Linked DNA regions of Mus musculus: region 2 is linked to region 1. Evidence: chromatin loops called from intact Hi-C (ENCODE). Cell type or tissue: left cerebral cortex. All regions are shown on one strand. Links, peaks and the distances in the headings refer to the core of each region. The heading gives the core; the rest is flanking DNA.

Evidence for each region. Hi-C counts contacts between places; a loop is a spot of excess contacts. Peaks named below come from ENCODE experiments on the same cell type or tissue, not always from the same donor. Only the 100,000 strongest peaks of a DNase experiment are listed, where the experiment ranks them.
Region 2: a loop joins it to region 1, with 2.2 times the contacts of the local background. A loop is called at or near these places in 1 of 42 quality-filtered maps.

The regions. Positions count from the first base shown.
Region 1 is chr15:82,896,023-82,905,666 of GRCm38, forward strand. All of the region lies in intron 1 of Tcf20 (transcription factor 20), which reads right to left. Tbrg3 (transforming growth factor beta regulated gene 3) reads right to left here and starts at 2,439. Exons shown (of 1, transcript NR_027799.1): 1 at 1-2,439. Gm20324 (predicted gene, 20324) reads left to right here and starts at 3,058. Exons shown (of 4, transcript NR_045068.1): 1 at 3,058-3,246; 2 at 4,697-5,050; 3 at 5,694-5,792; 4 at 9,321-9,644. In left cerebral cortex, for the core only: CTCF peaks have their summits at 3,001 and 4,207; DNase peaks (open chromatin) are centred at 2,909, 3,774, 4,113 and 5,569; H3K4me3 peaks cover 2,172 bases; H3K27ac peaks cover 1,105 bases.
Region 2 is chr15:82,824,827-82,834,470 of GRCm38, forward strand. Tcf20 (transcription factor 20) reads right to left here. Exons shown (of 5, transcript NM_013836.3): 3 at 405-498. Among named protein-coding and RNA genes, the nearest start is that of Cyp2d26, 35 kb to the left of the region's middle. In left cerebral cortex, for the core only: no CTCF peak of the experiment used is centred there; a DNase peak (open chromatin) is centred at 5,293.

The DNA of each region.
Region 1 (9,644 bases), core at 1,828-6,827:
GAACACTATGTAGACCAGGCTAGCCTCAAAGTCATAGAGACCTGCCTGCCTTTGAGAGTACTGGGACTAAAAGCATATACCACCACAGCCAGCTCTATGTTCTTAAATCCATAAAGAACCACCAAATAAAGCCACAGCTATACCAACAACTCCTGTTACATAGCATATCTTCCTGCTAGTCCTGTGCATTACCTCAAAGCAAGCACGGCCCTAATATAGGAAACTCTGAATTTTGTCACCATGAGACTCTTTTCCTCTGTACTGTGGGTACCATGGTCATGACAAGCTCCTTGGGAAGCTTGGGTGTATATATAGTTCACTAGCAGAATACCTGCCTGTCTAGCACAATTGAGACTGCTCTCAATCCCCAGTATCACCTCCACAAGACTTTCAAGGGCCTAAAACTAAAAATACTCCCCCAAGAGGGAGTAATGCTTAAGGCATCCTGGGACAAGTTCTGTTTTTCATAAATTTATGTCAAAAAAGTCTCACTTGGCCAAAGTGAAAGCAATCATGACATGGTTCCTGAACACTTGCAAACCAGTCACACAGGCAACAAGAAAGACAACCTTTTATGACTTCTCTTGCTCTTTCAGGTTATGTTTTCAGCTCAAGACAAAATGGCAGAAGTAGATAAGAAAGAGAAACGTCTTACAAATTAAATCTTAGGCATACCAGCAAAACTGGCCAAGCAAGGACAAACTGAAAGTTAAGAAAATTCCCAAGGGTCACAGAAACCACCTTCCAGTATTTCACCCAGCTCCAAATTTCATATTCACCAGTTTGGTTGTTATTGCTTGTTGTGCTGTTGTTTGTTTGTTTGTTTGTTTGTTTGTTTTAAAGAGCCAGTAGAGCAGAATGACAGTAGAAAGCTAAGTATTTTAGGGCCACCCATACTAACTAATCTGCCCCTTGAGCAGGCCCTGAGTTAAAAGGAACCTGGTAACAAGTTTTGGGACCTAGGAGAGAAGAGTTATATTCAAGCTCCACCTCTCACTAGCTTATGTATTCTGTGGAGAAGGAATAATGAACTCTTAGGTCCACTGGGTAGACATTTTAGGACAGTTTAGAATTCTTTGGCCTAAGTCCATACATTGTTTTTGTTTTTAACGTAAATGTTAGCTTCCTTTCCTCTCTAAGTTAAAACTTAATAAAGGCAATTCTCCTACTATCTTACCTATGTAAGATCTCTCATATACATACGTACATACATACACACTCACAAACTACCACAGTAAAGCTTTATAGTAATTTTTTCATAAGCCATAAAACAAGCATAATACATACTTGAGTGTGAGAGGTGCTTCTAATTCAAGTAACTGGCACTTTTTCAAATCATACAGTAAACATGAGGTCATAATTCAAGTCCTAATAAAAAATTCCAAATAACTCATATGTATAATCTTAAGTGTCTCCTTATGTGACAGGCATGATTTTAACTAATATAAAAGAAAACCTTCTTTTAACACATACACAAGATAAACATTATGAGCCCATTTTGCCATCCACGTTTAAAGACCATTAAGGCTATACAGACCAAAATTTTTTAAAAAATGATCTAAAAAAACCATAGTGAGCTATATTTTATGGGGAATTGAGCAAAAACAAAAAAACAAACAAAAACAAAACAAAACAAAGTCTTCCACAAACAAGAGCAAAATCCAAGTTGGTCTAAGAGTACTTACCATTCAAAAGCATATGGCCCAGGGCCCTCACACACCAGAAAATCAGTAAAACTAACGGGTTCTTCAGCATCTGCCAGGGAAGTACCCTGCTACCACTAGGAATAAACCGGGGATGCAAACCATTTACTGCATCCTGAGGTGGATATTAATTCTGCAAGCCTACTACATCGCATAGCTAATTCTACTTTATCCCTACTCCAAGACTGAAATTGGAATTTGAAGTTAGCCAAGTAAGAGTCACCTAAAAGATCTTGAAATAGCATCCCTTCCCCACGTGGAAAGGGCTTCCAACAAAAACAGACCCAATCATCGCATCCATATTTCCCAATTAGCCAGTGCTTTTTCGGAAAACTCTTATCACAAAGGAAAAAAAAAAAGCATAATAATGTGCATTCAACATAAGCTAGACTGCTATTAATAGTGTGCGTTTTCTCTTCAGAAGCACAGAAAAGCACTGGGAATTGAGCACAAACTACCCTGACCAAGTTACTTCTCAAGCCAGTGAGGCGCATCTTACATCTCTCAGTAAAGTTCCTATGATCAAAATGAGAGCGAGCACAAAACCGGAGTGGAAGAACCACCAAACCAAACTCAAATAAACCTTCGAAATGTCTGGCCTGCAAGGGAGTCTTTAACAGAAGTGTAATTGAGGCATGAGAGGGTAGGTAACTTGCCCAGGGCTACAGTTTATTTGGTGGCCAAGCTGGAAGTGCATTCCAGGCCTCCTAGATCAGAATTTAGTGCCGTTTCCCCAGCTGCCAATGCCACCCCATGTAAAATCTTTTATAAAACTCTTCACTAAGGCTGTTAACATAAGGGTCCAATTATCATTCAAAGATCAGCCTGTTAGATAATAGCTCAAAAATTCCATCCATTTTTATAGCATTTACCAGAGTCATCTAATCTCTGGAGGGAGAACGCAGAGCTCGGGTAGAAACCCCTAATTCTGATTCGTCCCCAAAGGAGTTGAATACAGGCAGGCAAGCAAAACTGGTGTCCGCACCCACAAACCGTGGAGGAATCCGCAGCTCCACTGCCCCCCCCCAACACACACACACACACACACACTAAATTCCACTCCCATCCCGGCGCACTCAAGACATCCCACCTCCCGCCGCAGGCCGGATAGCAAACTCTTCTATAAGCCACCACTTTTCCGTGAGAATGAGGAAGAGAGACTCAGAGCCTCGCCTTCCCATCCCCTACCCGCGAGAAAGAGCTCCTTCGTGGACTCCGCGGGACCCTGCGCCCTGCCCTGCTCACCGCGGCGGGGGAGGGGAGAGCGCCCCACACAGGAAGTGCATCCTGCGCCCCTAGCTCGCGCCCCGCCGCCGGGTACCTGCTCTGGGCCGCCGGCAGGCGACAGGCAGCCGCATCCACATGGCCTCAGGTGTTCGCGCGGCTGCTCCGCCAGCCCCAGCCGGCCCCTCCCCGGCCCGCTCCAAGCCCGGCCCTTCACGGGTGCCTCGCCCCCAGCCCCCGGCCAAGAGGCCAGCAACGCCGGTCCCCGCGGGGCTGCCAAGAACGTGGACCCCTCAGCACCTCAGGCCGCAACGACCAGGTATCTCCGCCCGCAGCCCCAGAGCCTCCGGCCGCTCTGCCCTGACGCCGGTCCTGGCCGTTGACCCCTCGGCAGCCCACGCCGGTCCCCTCAGCCCGCTCCGCGACTCCCGAGGCTCAGCACTTGCAGGGCGGGCCGGGCCACGACCTGTGCTCCCAGCAGCCAGCCTGAGCGGCGCGGCCCGGTCCCGGCCCCTCGGGCTGCCCTTTCTCCTCAGGCCGGGCGGCGGTTACCTGCAGGAGCCCCCCGGCCCGTCCCTCGGCCTCCGCCGGCGCTGGGAGGGGAGGGGGCGGCGGCGCGGCGCGGGGTGGGGGTGGGGGTGCCTCCACCGCCTCCAGCGCGGACGCCCAGGCCGACGGCGGGGCGGGCCGGGGCCGCGGCCCCTAGAGGCTCGCTCCGGCCCGCGCGCTCGCTGGCTCACTCCCCGCTCCGGCGCGCCTCAGGGAGGGCTCCCCCGGCTGAGGCCGTGGCCGCCTCGCAGGGGCCGAAGGCGGCTCGGCTCCGGGTTTTTTCTCTCCATTCTCCCAACACACAGGAAATAACAGAGCGTCAGGTGACGGCGCGCAGCCAATGAGGCGGCTCCGGGCCCCGGCGCGCGGGCGGGCGGGAGGGCGCGCGGCGGGGCGGGGCGGGCGCAGGGGGCGGGGCCGGGGGCGGGGTGGCGCGCTGCCCACCCGCGTGTGGCAGCGTCGAGAGGCGCAGCAAGGAGACCCCCTACTCTGCGGTCCGGGACCACGCGCCCAGTGCTACCTCCAGCCCTCCGCTTAAGGCTACCTTGTGGGGTGCCCCAGAGCAACTTTCTGGGGAGTTAGTGGCACAGAACCTTCTACTGGGATTTCTGGAGTTCTCCCAGAGCCTCCAAATCCGAAGTCGCGCCTTTGGCAGCCCTTGAAGCCCGTGGCAATTTGTATAGTTACTTGAGCTGCCACCAGGGTGGCTCCCGCTTTCTTAACGTCCGCCGGGCCCAGGTGGGTAACATGGCCTGGTGTGTGCGGATGCACTCTCTGCCCATGGTGCCTACTGGGTGTTCCTGGATGAACAACAGTCTCTGACACTCAGTTTCCTCCGTTCTAAAAGCAAAGAAGCCAACCTACCTCACGTGTAAAATAGACTTCCACACCAGTAGTCTGCAGTGGTGCTGAGGTTCTGCACTCCTGGATGGTAGGCCCAGAACTGAAGTAAGAGATTTCCAGGGCCATGCCTCAGGCCCTAGCCAGCCTTCCCTTGTTCCTCAGATATCTTCACAGAGCAAAGGGCTAAATTTCTTTTTCCTCAAGAAAAATCTCATGTACAACCACCGTCTCATAGATCAGTGGTTCTCAACCTTCCTAATGCTTTGACCCATTAATATAGTTCATATTGTGGTGACCCTAACCATAAACTATGTCAATGCTACTTCATAACTGTAATTTTGCTACTGTTATGAATAGTAATCTCTGTTTTCTGACAGCCTCTCCTGTGAAAGGGTCATTCACTACCAAAGCTGTCCCGACGCCTAGGTTGGAACTGCTGCCTTAGATGGCAGTACCTACTGTGTGCCCACCCCTCTGCTATGCAAAATGAAGCTAATAAGGAGAGGGTGAGGTTGGACTATTTATACCCTGCTTTTGGCACACTCAGAGACCTCTCCACTTTGGACCTCACAGATGCAAGAGGAAGGAGAAGGTTTGAATTATGTGTCCCTAAAACTACTGATTCTAAACTAAGCCTGCATCCAGCCTAGATGTTGGGGAGTCTGTGGCTTCCCCTCTAAAGCAACCCAACTTGAGAGGAAACTGGAATCCAAACATGCTTTGGGTGTAAGGTGAGATGCTGACAGGAGTCAGTTGTGGTTGGTCTGGGGACCAGATTTCATATATTTGGGATCTACAGATCCCTGTGGCCTGGCTTTTACCCTTTCACCTTTCATTCTATCCAGCCAGAGTACTTCACTCTCCCTAGCCTCAGGCCACCCACAGAGGGTCTGGTGATTCCAGGCACAGCTAGGGATCCTGGTTCTAGGGACCCTATCAGGAGGATGTGGTGGAGAAGGTAATGATTTCTCCCAGCCCACCTCATCAAGTAGGGGCTAGTCCAACGCAGGTCTGGCTGTTCCCGGAGATTTGACTCCCCCACACCTCTTTGACAACAGGCAAAGTGCCAAGCCCTTCCGGAGCAAAGCGGCAAAGCTGAATAGACCGCCAGGCCCTGCCCTCTAGCTGTTCCCATTGTTCTGTTTCTTTCAAACTCTCAGCCACTAAGGCTTTTAAGAGACCACAGCCTGGCTACTGCTAGTGTCAAGACTGCCATGAGAAAGGTGGGAGGAACTGGAAACCTCTAAAGTTTTCTGCACCAAGGGGCGTGGGAGGGAGGAGAATGTAGATGTGCCTTCTTGGTGACTCAGTGTTGAAGGCATCCCCAGCCAGTTCATAAAGGGACACCATTTCCTCATTCTCCCTTCTTCCTAGGTCTCACTTTGCCTCACGGGGACAAGAAGGATACCAGAGAGCTCACGAGGAACAGGATGCAGAGAAACACTGGGTCCAGTCCCTGCCTCCTTCCCTACGGTAGCCCCCTCCCTACTCTTTCAGTCCCTTTCAGAACACTATCCAGATGACCACCACATGGAAGCTTGCCCCATTCTTACAGCCAGATCTGCTGGGACCCTACCATATGCCTTTGAATTATCACACAGAGGAAACACATTCATTGAAATCATGACCAGCAGACAGGTAGTAGTGCTCTTGTGCTGTGTGGGGGGCCTGGACAACTCATTTCTCCCCGCTGAGTTCCATGCCTGACCCCCTAGTGTTACCTCACTTAATAGGTACTGAGAGTATCTAATGAGAGCTGCACCAAGAATTCATGCAGTACCAGACACAACTAACTCTAACACCACCATGCACTGTGATACACGCTTGGAGTCCAAGGATGCAGGAGACTGAAAGAAGGATATCACTGTAAATTGGAGGCCAGAACAGCTGAGCAGATAAAGCTCAGGGAAATTAATTGCTACCCAAAGTCCTACAACTCAGGGTCGTTACTTTGTTTTGAGACAGAGTCTCAGAGGCTGGCTTCAAGTCATCATCCTCCAGACTCAGCCTCTGGGGTGCTGGGATCGCGGCCCTGACAATACTACACCCAGCTTGCTTCAGCCTCTTGTATCCTCCTTGTCTCAAATGTATCCATCTCAGTTTTCTTTCTATACTTTGTAGTCTTTTAAAGAAAACAAAGTAAATGAGCTGTTTCTTTCTCCCATCTCTCCTAACCCAGTCCACTCTAAACTACCTATTGAACGGAATCACTGTGTATCAATTCCAGAGGCAAAACTAATCCCTTCTCTCTTTCTCTGGCTCTGAGATGGCTTTTGGAAACCCTGTGTCACTCCTTTTATTACAAACTCCTCAGCCCTCCTCCAAGAACCTGGGCCGCTCTGGGATTACAAATGGAGCCTTCTGCCTCTAGGTCACTGATTCTGCTACCATCTGTCAGCACGGATTGATTGAGGAGACTGGCCCTGCTCAGCAGATCAGTGACTTGTGAGAACTGAGCCAGGGTGTCTGTTTCAGCTGCAGGCTGGTGTCGTCCTTCCCCATACTAGCTGACTCTCTTGAGCAAGGGAACAGCCCTCACCTTTATCCCTCAGCAGACTCCTGCTCTCCTTTCTCTTGGGAGGGGCCACTGGCTAACAACTCTGACCCACCAAGAAGACAGCCTGGATTCCTACTTCACAATCCTGGGGCTTCACCTCTAGTCTTGCAGCTTTCAAAAGTCTGTGGTGGACAGAAGGGGAAACTGCCCCCAACACTATGCAGTGCCTGTCCCACGCCAGGTATTTTCCCCAGGCCAAGAGCGGAGATACTGAGCGTGCTTAGGCGCTCAGGCATGGCTTGATGCTCTGGGCATGCCTTCATTCCACAGGTTCACCTGCAGTCTTTGAGACTGTAAGCTTTCTCAGGCAAGGTGAAGAAAGGCTTTAAAGCCTTGGGTGGGGATGCCCAAGACTGTATGTGGAGGGAACTATTGCCCCTGCTATGCACAAGAGACCTATGCCCAAAGCAGTAGAAAAAGATGACAAAGATGTGGCCCTGCAAGGCCTTGTATCTTTCTTGTGAAGGGGCTTCTGCTCACCAGCTTGCCCTTCCACTCTGCCCTACAAGATCAAAGTCATGGTTCCCACTAGTCCCACTGGGCTGTTTGTCTTTTGTTGTGTTGTTGTTGTTGTTGTTACTGGACCTTCCCACGTCTGTCTGGTGTCTGGTACACTTTGCAAGAAAAGACAGCATATTCACAAAAATCATACATATCGCTGATTATGAGACAGCCAGAGGATACCAGGAACGGGGCAGACTTCCCCTTACCACCCTAATCAACGCTCAAGAGAGAACCTGATGAGATTGATACTGATGTCACACCCCACTTTACAAATGCAGCCTCCGATACAGGGGAATTCAAGTAACTTGTCCAAAGTCATTAAGCCTGAAAGAGGCAGAGCTGGGATTATCCTAGGTCCCCAGTGATTGTACTTTTAACAGCCCAGCTTCCTAATGCTCAAGGACTTGGAAAAGTAGTCACTTGGAAAAGAGGCAGAGAGCTGGCAGGTCCAAAGTCTCCAGGTGACCAGGAAAAGAGACCATAGAGAACAAAGGACTCGGTGGCAGTCTCTCTCCACAGTACACTGAGGCTCTGGAGACCGACCGTCTGTGGAACTGATGCCTAGCAGAGGTCATTTTAACCACAGATGAAGAAGGACCCTGAAGGGAGACGGTAGGAAACATCAGCTCTCCACCCAACTTGAAATGCACTGAACCACTGGGCTGGAGTCTGCCTGAGCAGCCACTGACATGGAAATACCAACACAGATCACAAAGCTGGAGACCAATATGCTCTCCCCAGTGTGTACTCTTCAGCAAATCACTCCTGACTTAAGGTCTCAACTTCTTTAATTGGGATTTGGGCCATAGGAAGCAAGTGTTCTTCCTGCCTCCTAGGCATGGGGTCCCTCCCCTAGGTGATGGTTTTTACTTCTCACTAAAAGCCTGTGAGGCACCAGTCATGATACTAAGCAGAAAGAAGCACACAGAGAGGTGAGTGACTAGTTCCAAGTGAGGCAGCCAACAGAAGGCAGAACTGGGACTGGTACCCAGCCTTCTGGCTCCAGAGCTCCCACTAAGTCACTCAGTGCTCAGGGTTAACGATGAATGATCTGACTGTAGCACTAAGAGAGGCACAGTCTAAACATTAGCTCACTTAATCCTCGTAGCAAACCTGTGAGGTGGATACTGCTCGCCCTTTTGCAGATAAGGAAACTGAGGTACAGCAGTTAGGAGGAGTCTGAGCTAAAAATCAGCCTGGCGAGTAGGGCTGCCAAGCCCCTGCATCGCTTCATGCAGTAACAATGGGAGGTTCCTTTCCATTGGGATTATTTCTGCTTGAAAGCTCAAGACTTTTAGCCACATCATTGTCTGGGCGCCACAGGAAGGCAGTGCCACATGCTGAGGCATGCTGGGAAAAGACTTTGTTCCATCCTGTTTTGTTGACATGCTCTTCATTTTTAAGCCTGAAACCCAAGTTTCCTGCTAAGAATGCAAACGGTGGGGAAAACTGCAGCCATGATAGCGGCCACTGCTTCTGAGCCACACTGTTTCTTTGGCTGAGGACTCGGTATGTGTCATTTAACCTCAGCCTTCACGAGGCCAGAGCATCACCCCAGTTCATTTCTGACGAGGTCCAAAGTTGCTAGGAAGATGCTCAAAAATACAGAGCTACTAAGCAGTGGCTCCATTCCCTCCAAGTCTCTTGGCCACAGCAGCTGCCTTGCAGGAGGATCCTGAGGCTCTTGCACTGGATGTAATGGTGGCAATGGTTCTGCTCGTTTTTTTCACTCTCACCTTGTTCTAGGGCCCAGGTTGGGGGGGGGGGGTGCAGAGCTAGGTGTTGCCTTCTCAATGAGGATGGCTTAGAAATGGGGACACTGATGTTCCCCCTCCAGAGACTTGGTTTGGCTGGCAGGGTAGCCATTCCCAATTGTCTTCTAGAAAAAGATATATCATGTGAGAAGCCTCATTACTGCCTTGCATCTATCTCTCTGATAGCTCTCAAGGACAACTGCCAAGCACATGTGTGATGCCTTGGGAACAGAAAGCAGCAGGAATCATGGATTCTCCAACTCACCACCAGTCCTTGACTCCAGCCTCTCTTTTGTGAGCCACTCATCCTTACCGCCAACTCACTGCAGTCCCATGAGCACTTCTCCCTGGCTAAACAGTGTGCAGTGGCTTCCAAAGTCCCACTCTCCTGGACACAAAGCCCTCTCTTGGCTTAGCTCAAAGTGCCAACCTCCACTCCCTTGTTTCATTGTATCTGCCAAACCAAACAAGTTGTGTCCCTGGCCTAGCCTATTCCCAGAGGCAGAGGAG
Region 2 (9,644 bases), core at 2,517-7,516, 71 kb before region 1:
CCACAAAATGTTCCATTTATATGAAATGTCTGAATTAGAAACATCTATTGAAAGTGAATCTCTAATTGCCAACAGCTGGAGTGAGGGGAAGGAAGGTGTTAATATTTCACAAGTGATGAAAACCTAAATGTTAAATATTTTGGAGTAATGGCTACTCAACTCCACAAACACATAGAAACCACTGAATTGTATGTACACTTAAGTAGGTAACTCATAAATGAACTAGATGAACAAAACAGGTATTTTTAAACTTGCTCTGTCATTGTAGCCTCCTCTCTACATTTTAGAACTTACAAATAGGAGAAAAATAAGGGAGACAATAAAAATATACAGAAGGGGAGATAATGAATTTGTATCTTCTAGCTCTCTAGATCCTCTCAAAAAGGGTGTGTGGTCCAACTTACCTGCGTCAATGGCACATGGGTAATGGTATCGGAAGGAGCAGCCTTTGTTGTAGCAGCCCAAAGTAGCGCCAGCCTCCTGGCAGTGGGAGCATTTCTGAAAGGAAAATAAGGCATGTTAGTAACTCTAGACCAGCCCTTTTCTTGCAGGCCTTCCCTACCTCATTAGTTCGGTCTCAGCATGGCCTTTGTGGTTGGAGGGATCTGTGGTGGTAGGCTAGGTTGGTAGGTCTCTACCACTTGCTGACCACACAATGGAAGAGATATAGCACTGTTCTAGGCTAGGCCTTATGGATGAACTCACATCAAGCAGAACACACTAGGGCAAGCCACACTCTACAGTATGTGGCAGACACACCAGTGAGTGTGCTACCCCAAACCTGCCTATTTACCCACTCCCTGCTCTACTGAAATTTCTTTCTGCTATCATGTGTTGTCTGTAGACCCTGCTTCTATTTCTGCCACAGAAATCTTGTGTAGGAGGAGAGTGAAGGTATATATATACACAACACATATAGAAACTTTTTACAATTAAAAGTGGGACTTGGTTTCTAGTTTTTATATTTATAAGATTTTATTTTTAATTTTGATCTACTTATCCTAAATGCCCAATACAAGTATATTTCTTTACAGAAAATATGAGTTCCTGTATGTAAATGCTATTTTTGTACATGAATCCTATTTTAAATGTACTAGGAAATCTGCCATGAATTTCTGGCTAAGTGAGACACTATTCTCTGATTGCAGTGTTCCTCCTTATATGGTCATCTCTGTTGTCACCTTGTTGTGGCTATTGAGAGTACTCATACTGTCTATACTATCAACATTACCAAAACACAACCACATGAGGCCCTACTAAGGAAGGATGCAGATTATTCAACTTTCCTGGGTGTGGTCATGACCCACCAGGAAGGCTAACCAGAAGACACAGGTATTTGTTCCTGCTTCTATGAAAAATAAAATATGTGTGGTTCTTAAACCCTTAATTCTGAGCTGGCTAAGCTCCCAGAACACTGGCAACTGTGGAGCCTAAATGTTCACCATGATGAAATAGCTAAGAATATGGATTAATGCATTCACCTGATAAGACCTGCACATGTCCACTGTAAATAGGTAAAGTATCAGAGGGGCAGGACCTAGCATTAGGTCACAGGTAATAATGTCTCTTGGAGAAAAATACCTCCCTCTCAGAAGACCAAGAACCTTGTGGGGTAAATAATCAGTAAATGTTTACTTGCACCTATGAGAAGAAAGCAAAGATCATTTAGCCTGGAGTAAACCAAAGGCAGTTAAGAACACTTGTGGAATCTCCAGGTTTTCTACATCTATACCTCCTTCAGGAAAAAAGGCCCCATCACCAAACCAAAGAAACAGAAGACAGCCAATCTATCAGTGGCCGACTGTCAACTGTTCCTACTAATCTACTTTTCTTATACAAGGTACCCAAGCAATCATTTATCCAGAGGGTTTGAGTTTCAGGCCCTCTCCATCTTGGAGGATGACTCTCAGTTCATGATAGTCAATAAAAATGGATGCACCAAGAACTCTTGAAAGTCTACAAGCAAAGGTGCTTCTGCAACATGGGCAGCATTCTAGAGGAAGAGGCAGAGGCAGGCAAATCTCTGAATTTCAAATCAGCCTGACATTTCAGTTCATTGGTCTACACAGTGAGTTCCAGAACAGAGCAGGGCTACTACCCTGTCTCAAAACAAAACCAACCAACCAACCAACCAACCAAGCAGAAAACCAGATCATCTTGCTCAGCCTCTCTTGACTACAGCAGAGTGGGAAGATGAGAGACTTAGACTTATTGTGACACTCTTGAGTACTAACCCAACCAATCCAAGAATTGCATATCCAGACTTTTACAGGACAACAGAGACAGGCAATATGCATAAGCGCATGCTCATGTCCCCACCCCCTCTTTTCAACTAATCTTAAAACTTATAGTCAACATTCCATAATTGATACAGGACGAGACTATTATCTGACGTGGTATTGGGCAAGGAAGAATTAAGTACACAGACTCTACAATCTTACTATGTCTGACCTACCAATTTCCTAACCTTTATTGAATCCACACTTAAGGACAGTACAAACAGTGCTCACCTCACAGAAATGGTCAGTACTGTATGCATCAATCCAAACTTAAAATAGTGGCTGGCTCAGAACCGCTATTATGTTACCCAAGATCACTACAGGCCAATGACACTCTACACATGTCCTACAGATCAAAAAGTTAACAATCACCCATAAAGTGGCCTTGTTATCACTCATTTACAGATGAGAACAGAGAAAACAAGGGACTGGAACATGGATATCTGTTCCCTTCCTATTTAAACACCAGTTGCTTTGTCCTTTGTAGGAGCTCTGAAAGCAACCTGCCTCTTTCAACTAAAGTGATGATATGGAGCTGGAGAGATGGATCAGTGGTCAAGAACAGCTGATATTCTTCCAGAAGACCCAAGTTTTGTTTCCAGCACCCACAGCCGCTTTCTAACACCAGAGTTCCAGGGGATGTAATTAATGACTTCCTGAGGCACCAGGCACTAATGTGGTACACACAAGCATGTAGCCAAAATATTCATACAGACAAAATTTTTAAAAGTGCAATAAAACTGACTACATTGCACCTAAAAAACAGATCCTGCAGGGATTATAAGGATTATAAGTATGCTTCACACAACTATAGTGTGGAGACCAGAAACAGCACGAAGAGCTAAACAGGAAGGGCAAATCCTCACTCTAAGTCATTGTAATACACAATGCAGATTCAGAACCATTAGTTAACTCCTTAACTTAAAACACAGACCCATGAATTTAAAGGACTGGCTAGAATTTATGTTTTCTGAGAGTTATTTAGTGTTTTCTCTACTAGACTTCTGTATACCCTATACAGCAAACTAAAGATTATGGGTGTGAAAGCAGAACTGAGGCCTCCAATGATGTTCATCTGAATTCCCAGTGTCAGTGATTTTTAATGCTTTTGTAGAGAAGTAAGTCTCAAGGCGGGGACAGTGCACTAATCATCTGGGTATGGATCTATTTTCAACACATTGATAAAACAAAGATCCTCTCAGAGTGGGGCCGAGATGTAGGCTTCAGAGAGATGTAGAAATGGGAGCAGGCTCATGTGAGATGGAAGAAAGGGCCTCAAGCCAAAGAATGCAGGTAGTTATAGCTCAAAAAAGGTGAGCAAAAATCGTCTCTACGCTTCCAGAAAGAGGGCAGAGCACAGATAACAACCAAATTCCACCAAGTGGGGCTCACATTGGACTTGTAACCTAAAAACTGTAAGAGAAACCCTGTCTCAAAAAAACAAACAAACAAAAAAACAAAAACCTGTAATGCAACAGGCATGTGTATGTCATGGCAAGGAAATCATGGCAAGGCATTACTGAGCAGCTCACAGTGACACAGAAGTGACTGCTCATTTTTCTCTTACATTCTTTAATGTAACAAATTTCTCCCTCATGGGAAACAATACAATTTCATTGCCTTTTCATCAAGTCAGCTTTGCTATCTCAAGGTCCCCAAAGGTGGCACAGTGAGTCTGTTCATTTTTTTTTCCTTTTTTCTAGGTGAAGAAGCAGAAACTAAAGCAAAGAACACAGACCTATAGCTTTTCCTACTAACCACAAATTCTACACTCCTCACCCTGTCATGCTTCTCTTAGTTCCGTTCATTCATTTAACCATCCAACAGTTTACAAGAACTAATGCCTTTTTTTTTTTTTTTTTTTTTTTTTTTTTTTTTTTTTTTTGGAGACAGGGGTTTCTCTGTGTAGCTCTGGCTGTCCTGGAACTCACTCTGTAGACCAGGCTGGCCTCGAACTCAGAAATCCACCTGTCTCTGCCTCCCAAGTGCTGGGATTAAAGGCGTGCGCCACCACTGTCTGGCTAATTAAACTAATGCTTTTAATCCCAGTACTCACGAGGCAGCTTGGTGGAGCTCTGTGTTCCAGGCCAGCCTGGTCTACTTAACAAAACAAAACAATCAAACAAGAGAAATTCTAAACAATCAATCAATCAATCAATGTGCCTCCCATGTGCCAATTGACAAAGACAAAATATAAAAACCAATTTCTATAAATTCTCCATGTGTCTGCTCTACACCCTAACCTGTACTTTAGCCAGTATAACTTCCAATTAGATTTTTACTCGTTTTCCCTGAAGAAAAACTTTCCCTTCACTTTTCCCACACTGTAATTATATCACACTAAGCCCCACCATAGCAAGTGTCCTTGACTGAGGAAGAGTGAGCAGGCAGAGCAGTGGCAGTACCCAGACTGAACAGGCTCAGTGCAAGCTACATTATGACTTTAAATCTTGACACATTTTAACTTTTTTGAGATAGGGTCTCATATAGCTCAGACTAGCCTTGAATTTAATTTCCTTCCTTTCCTTTTTTTAAAGCCTTGACATGGCCTGTGCACTTGCTATGTAGGCTAGACTGATCTCAAATTTATAAAGGTCCACATGCCTCCTATAGATACTAAGATTATAGGTATGTTGGCATCACACTAAGATGCTTTTTTTCAAATAGATAACATCTTAAACTGACAATGGAAGAGAAATTTTCATTTAATTTCTTTTAATAGAAAAAAGAGTAAAAATTAAGCAACTCTAACAAAAACAAAAAAACAAAACATAAAATCCTTATATTTCTAGACACCAGAAACTTGTCAATAAATTACAAGATGTCTTAGTTTCTGGGCATATTTTAAAAAACATTCATGCAGCCTAGCCTTTCACAAGTGTCTAGAAGCAGTGTTTGGTGACTTGAAGTGGCAAACTACAGTGGCTAAATCAACTAGGAGCCATCAAATCCTCATCTGAGGGAGGCTGCAAAGGAAGAATACTGTATAACTCTTCACGCCCACAACAACATTTCCCTCTGCGAGCTAACAGTGACCTGAATAAGCTGCCTAAGAACATCGCTGAGCAGCCTCGAGCACTGCAGCAGTTGGGCAGTGCTTCGATACCGATCAATTCTGAGCAAGCCTTGTCAGCCTGTATCCTAGCTTTCAGCACTGCATTCTTTTGTTCATGCCTACAGTACTTACTCTAGCACCCCTGGACCAGGCACACTGAAAACACAGGCTGATGGAAAGAATACAAGGAATACACATTAGAGCCTTAAAGAAAACTAATGAAGTTGACTTTTTCAATATTCATTAAAAAGCTGATGCTTGGGGAAATGTAGGAAAAGTATTCATCTTTGGCTACCAGCAAGATGTTTATTCTCTCTTAATTATACCTCCTATATCTAGGGCAGAAACATCTGTGAAGCTCACTATGTACTCCTGCTACATGACTGCAATATGGTCTCTAGCCAAGGCATTACACTACCCTTTATGGCCATGGGATGCAACTTTTTATCCCATTAACTTACTTTCCAGAGGCTTTAAAGTGTTGGCCACGACAGAGTAGGCTTTAGTCTTTTCCTGGAGCAAGATTATCTCCTGAGGTTTCTCTATCAAAGTTCTTATCTGAGAGCACAACGTATGTTGTCTTGGAGGATGGCACTCATGCCAGCCCTAGAACCATACCCTGAGGGCTGGAGAGATGGCCCAGCAGTTAAGAGCACCCATCGGTCTTCTAAAGGTCCTGAGTTCAATTCCCAGCAACCACACGGTGGCTCACAACCATCTGTAATGAGATCTGACTGTGACAGTGTACTCACATTATAAATTAAATAAAATCTTTTTTAAGAAGCAGCAGCAGCATAGCCCAAGTGTCCCTCACATCCAACTCAGAGCGCCGAGGCAGGCCACAGTACTTGATCTTCAGGCCCATTTGTTTGACGCTCTGATAGGTGCACAGATGTACTAGTATTACTCAAGGCCCACAGCTGTTCTGCAAGTGTCAATTTCAAAACCTGAATTCATTAAATCCGGGCCTCAAAAGTACAAGAAGTCAGCTAGCAGTCACGTTAGCAGCACTCACTGGTTAAAACCCACTTTTGTACTTAACACAAAGTCTCCAGGTTTGATTGACACTTTAGACTAAACATGGTTGGTCTAATTTGACTATTATCCTGATCCAAAACAGCACAGGTCTTGTGAACAAAAGACTGAGGGTCAAAAAGCCATCCTATCAACCCTACTCTTGTAAAATGGGGACACTTGCTTTACTTTCCTCGCAAATGTGTAAAATCACTGTAAAAGAATCTTACAAACAACAAAAAATGTAATTATTTGATTTATAAAAAACATAAAAGATCTTTGTACATGTGTTACATTCTTGGCATCTACTAATGTCAAAACTTGGGTACAGTAAATATCTAATAGTCTATTAAATTAAGGCAGATTAAACCCCTGGCTACTATTTACTTTCACTGGACTTCCACTCTCAGGTCTTCCATGGTTGAGCAATACTCTTTTTTTAAAAAGTCTCTTGTTTGAAGATGTTTAAATGGGGACTGAAATACACATGAACACATAAATGAAAGAATTAGCAAGAGTTCAAAACCACTGACAATCTGAGAAGGGCTTACTAAGCCAATCTGAGCAACTACATCACATCCGTCATGGTGGTACACCTGTAAGCCAGAAGGCAGAAGAATTAAGTCTGGCCAGCTGACTTAAAGCAAGACACCTTGTATGAAAAGACAGGTCAGGACAGGACAGGACAGGACAGGACAGGACAGGACAGGACAGGACAGGACAGGACAAGACAAGACAAGACAAGACAAGACAGGAAAAAAAAGAAAAGAGAAAAGAGGGAGGGAGGGAAGGAGGGAGAGGGAAAGGAAAGAAAGAAAGGAAGGGAAGGAAGTTAAGGAACGAAAGAGGAAAGAAATCAAAGGAAGAAAAGGAAAGAAGGAAGGAAAAGAAAAAAAAAAAATCACATATAGCTCAAAGTCCCCAAAGATAGAAACAATCTCTCAATAAAACTGTCCATCCTCACTCCCATAAGACCTCCCATCAAAAAGTAGTTCTAGGACTAGACCGACTTGAAGGAGAGAGCAGGCTCCTCCTACAAGCTGTCCTGTGAATTCCACATGTGGACCACAGCATACATTCATAAAAATAATAAACAAGTGTAAATTTTTTCAAAGTAAAAAAAAAAAAAAAAAAAAAAGAGGGGGGGTCTTCTGGGCAAAGTGGCACATACGAGCAGGCAAGCTCAAGGCCACTAGGATATATAACCAGAAAAGTTGTGCTACTGAAGCTGAAAAGTATTCCCTTGAGAACGCCTTTCAAGCTACATTTAAAAACTGCCCACAGTTAGTATCTCTGGGTAAGGGAGTGGCAGTTGTGGGGTGTAGTTGGCTCCAGAAATAATGCAAAAAAAGAAGAAAAAAAAAAAAAAAAAGCAAAATGTGGGATCAAAATCCCAGTGTAAGTGTCAGCCTCTCTTAATGATGTTCCTGGCCTCCACCACTCTGGGCCAAGAGGAGAGCATTCTTATTGCCTGTGTCCATAGGTATGGCCTACCTTCAGTTTACAATGAAATCAGAATTTTTTCAATCAAGTTTGAAGGCTTTTTTCCTTCATCTTTACAAAATTTCTGTGTTTCACCTGCCAGGATAGCAGAACTTAGTTACAACCTTGATCAGGGAAGAATATATTATAGTACACACAACTTAGACATTAGATTTTATCATTTAGCAAGAAAAAGGGTTAAAAAGACCACACCAATGCTTCTTGTTTGCTCTATTTATCTCTGTCTGTCTGTCTGTCTATTTCATTCATTCATTTATTCATTCTCTGTGTAACCTTGGCTGTCCTGGAACTCACTCTGTAGACCAAGCTGGCTTGCTCATTATCTCTTGGACTTTGAAAGACTGGTGTGTTTGTATGTCTTTAAGTCAGTAACATGGAGATAAATATCCAGCTGAGAAGTGTAAAGAGGATCTTGTTATATAAGGCACTGGTTAAAGGAGAAAAATAAAACAAAAAGCCCTGAACATGCTTATTACAAAGAAGGCCAAAAGCTTGCTTGCTTGCTTTTATTCCCTTCTCTTCCTTCCTTCCTTTCTTTCTTCCTTTCTTTCTTCCTTTCTTTCTTTCTTTCTTTCTTTCTTTCTTTTCTTTCCTTCCTTTCCTTCCTTTCCTTTCCTTCCTTTCCTTCTTTCTTTCTCTTTCTTTCTTTCCTTCTTTCTTTCTTTCTTTCTTTCTTTCTTTCTAAAAGGGGGGCCACATAGGGCACTCCTAGGATGCTCTGTATAAAAGCAACAAAAACTAACAGTGGCATTTCTCGTCATTTTCTGTTACTTTCCATTTCAGCAGCAGGAGACCAGGTTGGAGAACAGGGGGGGTAGTTGCTAAACATTTCACGCACAATATCTTTACGTATGCTCAGTCATCTTGCTTCAGTGTGAGCACTACAGATGATGATAAACAAACATGTGGTACTGAGGTGGGTAGCAGTAATTATTCCTAACAAGTTATCCATAAAGAGGAAAGCTCATAATTATCACACATGGGCTGAACTTGATCTGTCATTATAGTAGGCACAGGTACTAGCCACTTGCTGTGGGTTTTAAATGCTCTGCAATTCCCTAACTCCGATTCTCTGTAGTTTTAGTCTTCAGGATCAGCAATAATAATAATAATTTAAGAAGGTAAACAAAGCAATCCAAAGCAATTTCACAAACAAAATTCATCCACTTGCAACAATTTAAGTTAAAATCCATTCCCCATTCCTTCTAGGTATTAAAACATTACTCACAAGGTTTGCTTTAGTCATGTTTCTCTTGCAAAGTACACCCATATTCTTACTGTCAGAACTATGGTTATTATGCGCCAGCAACAGGCTTCAGCAGTGATGGTTCTGTGGGCTGTCCAGCTGCTTGTTTTTAATTGGTTTGTATTTTATCTTACTCACAGGTATATATACTTTGCTAAAATAATTTTCATCAGAGGGTTTCTTTTTCAGTCCAAGAAAAAAAAAAATCACACAACTTGCCTGGAAATGTTTTCTCTTAGCAAGTTTTTTTCCATATTAAGAAAAGGGATTTATGTTAAGAGGTTAGAAAGGAGGGGTTCTAAGTGCTGAGCCTGGACTAGGCTTAAGGAAGTAAATTAGCACCTTTCCTCTGCAAATCTGAGAAAAGGCTGAACCCAGCAGGAGCAGAAACCTGCAGCAGCCCAGTGATGGGGAGGGCAGCACCTTCAGAAGTGTAGAAGTGTGTCTTATAGACAGAGCTTAAAACCTTGAATTCTAAGTTGCATATTTTTATTTTACCAATTGTCAAACAGTATACTAGCTGGATAAAAGAATGGTTACATTTTGT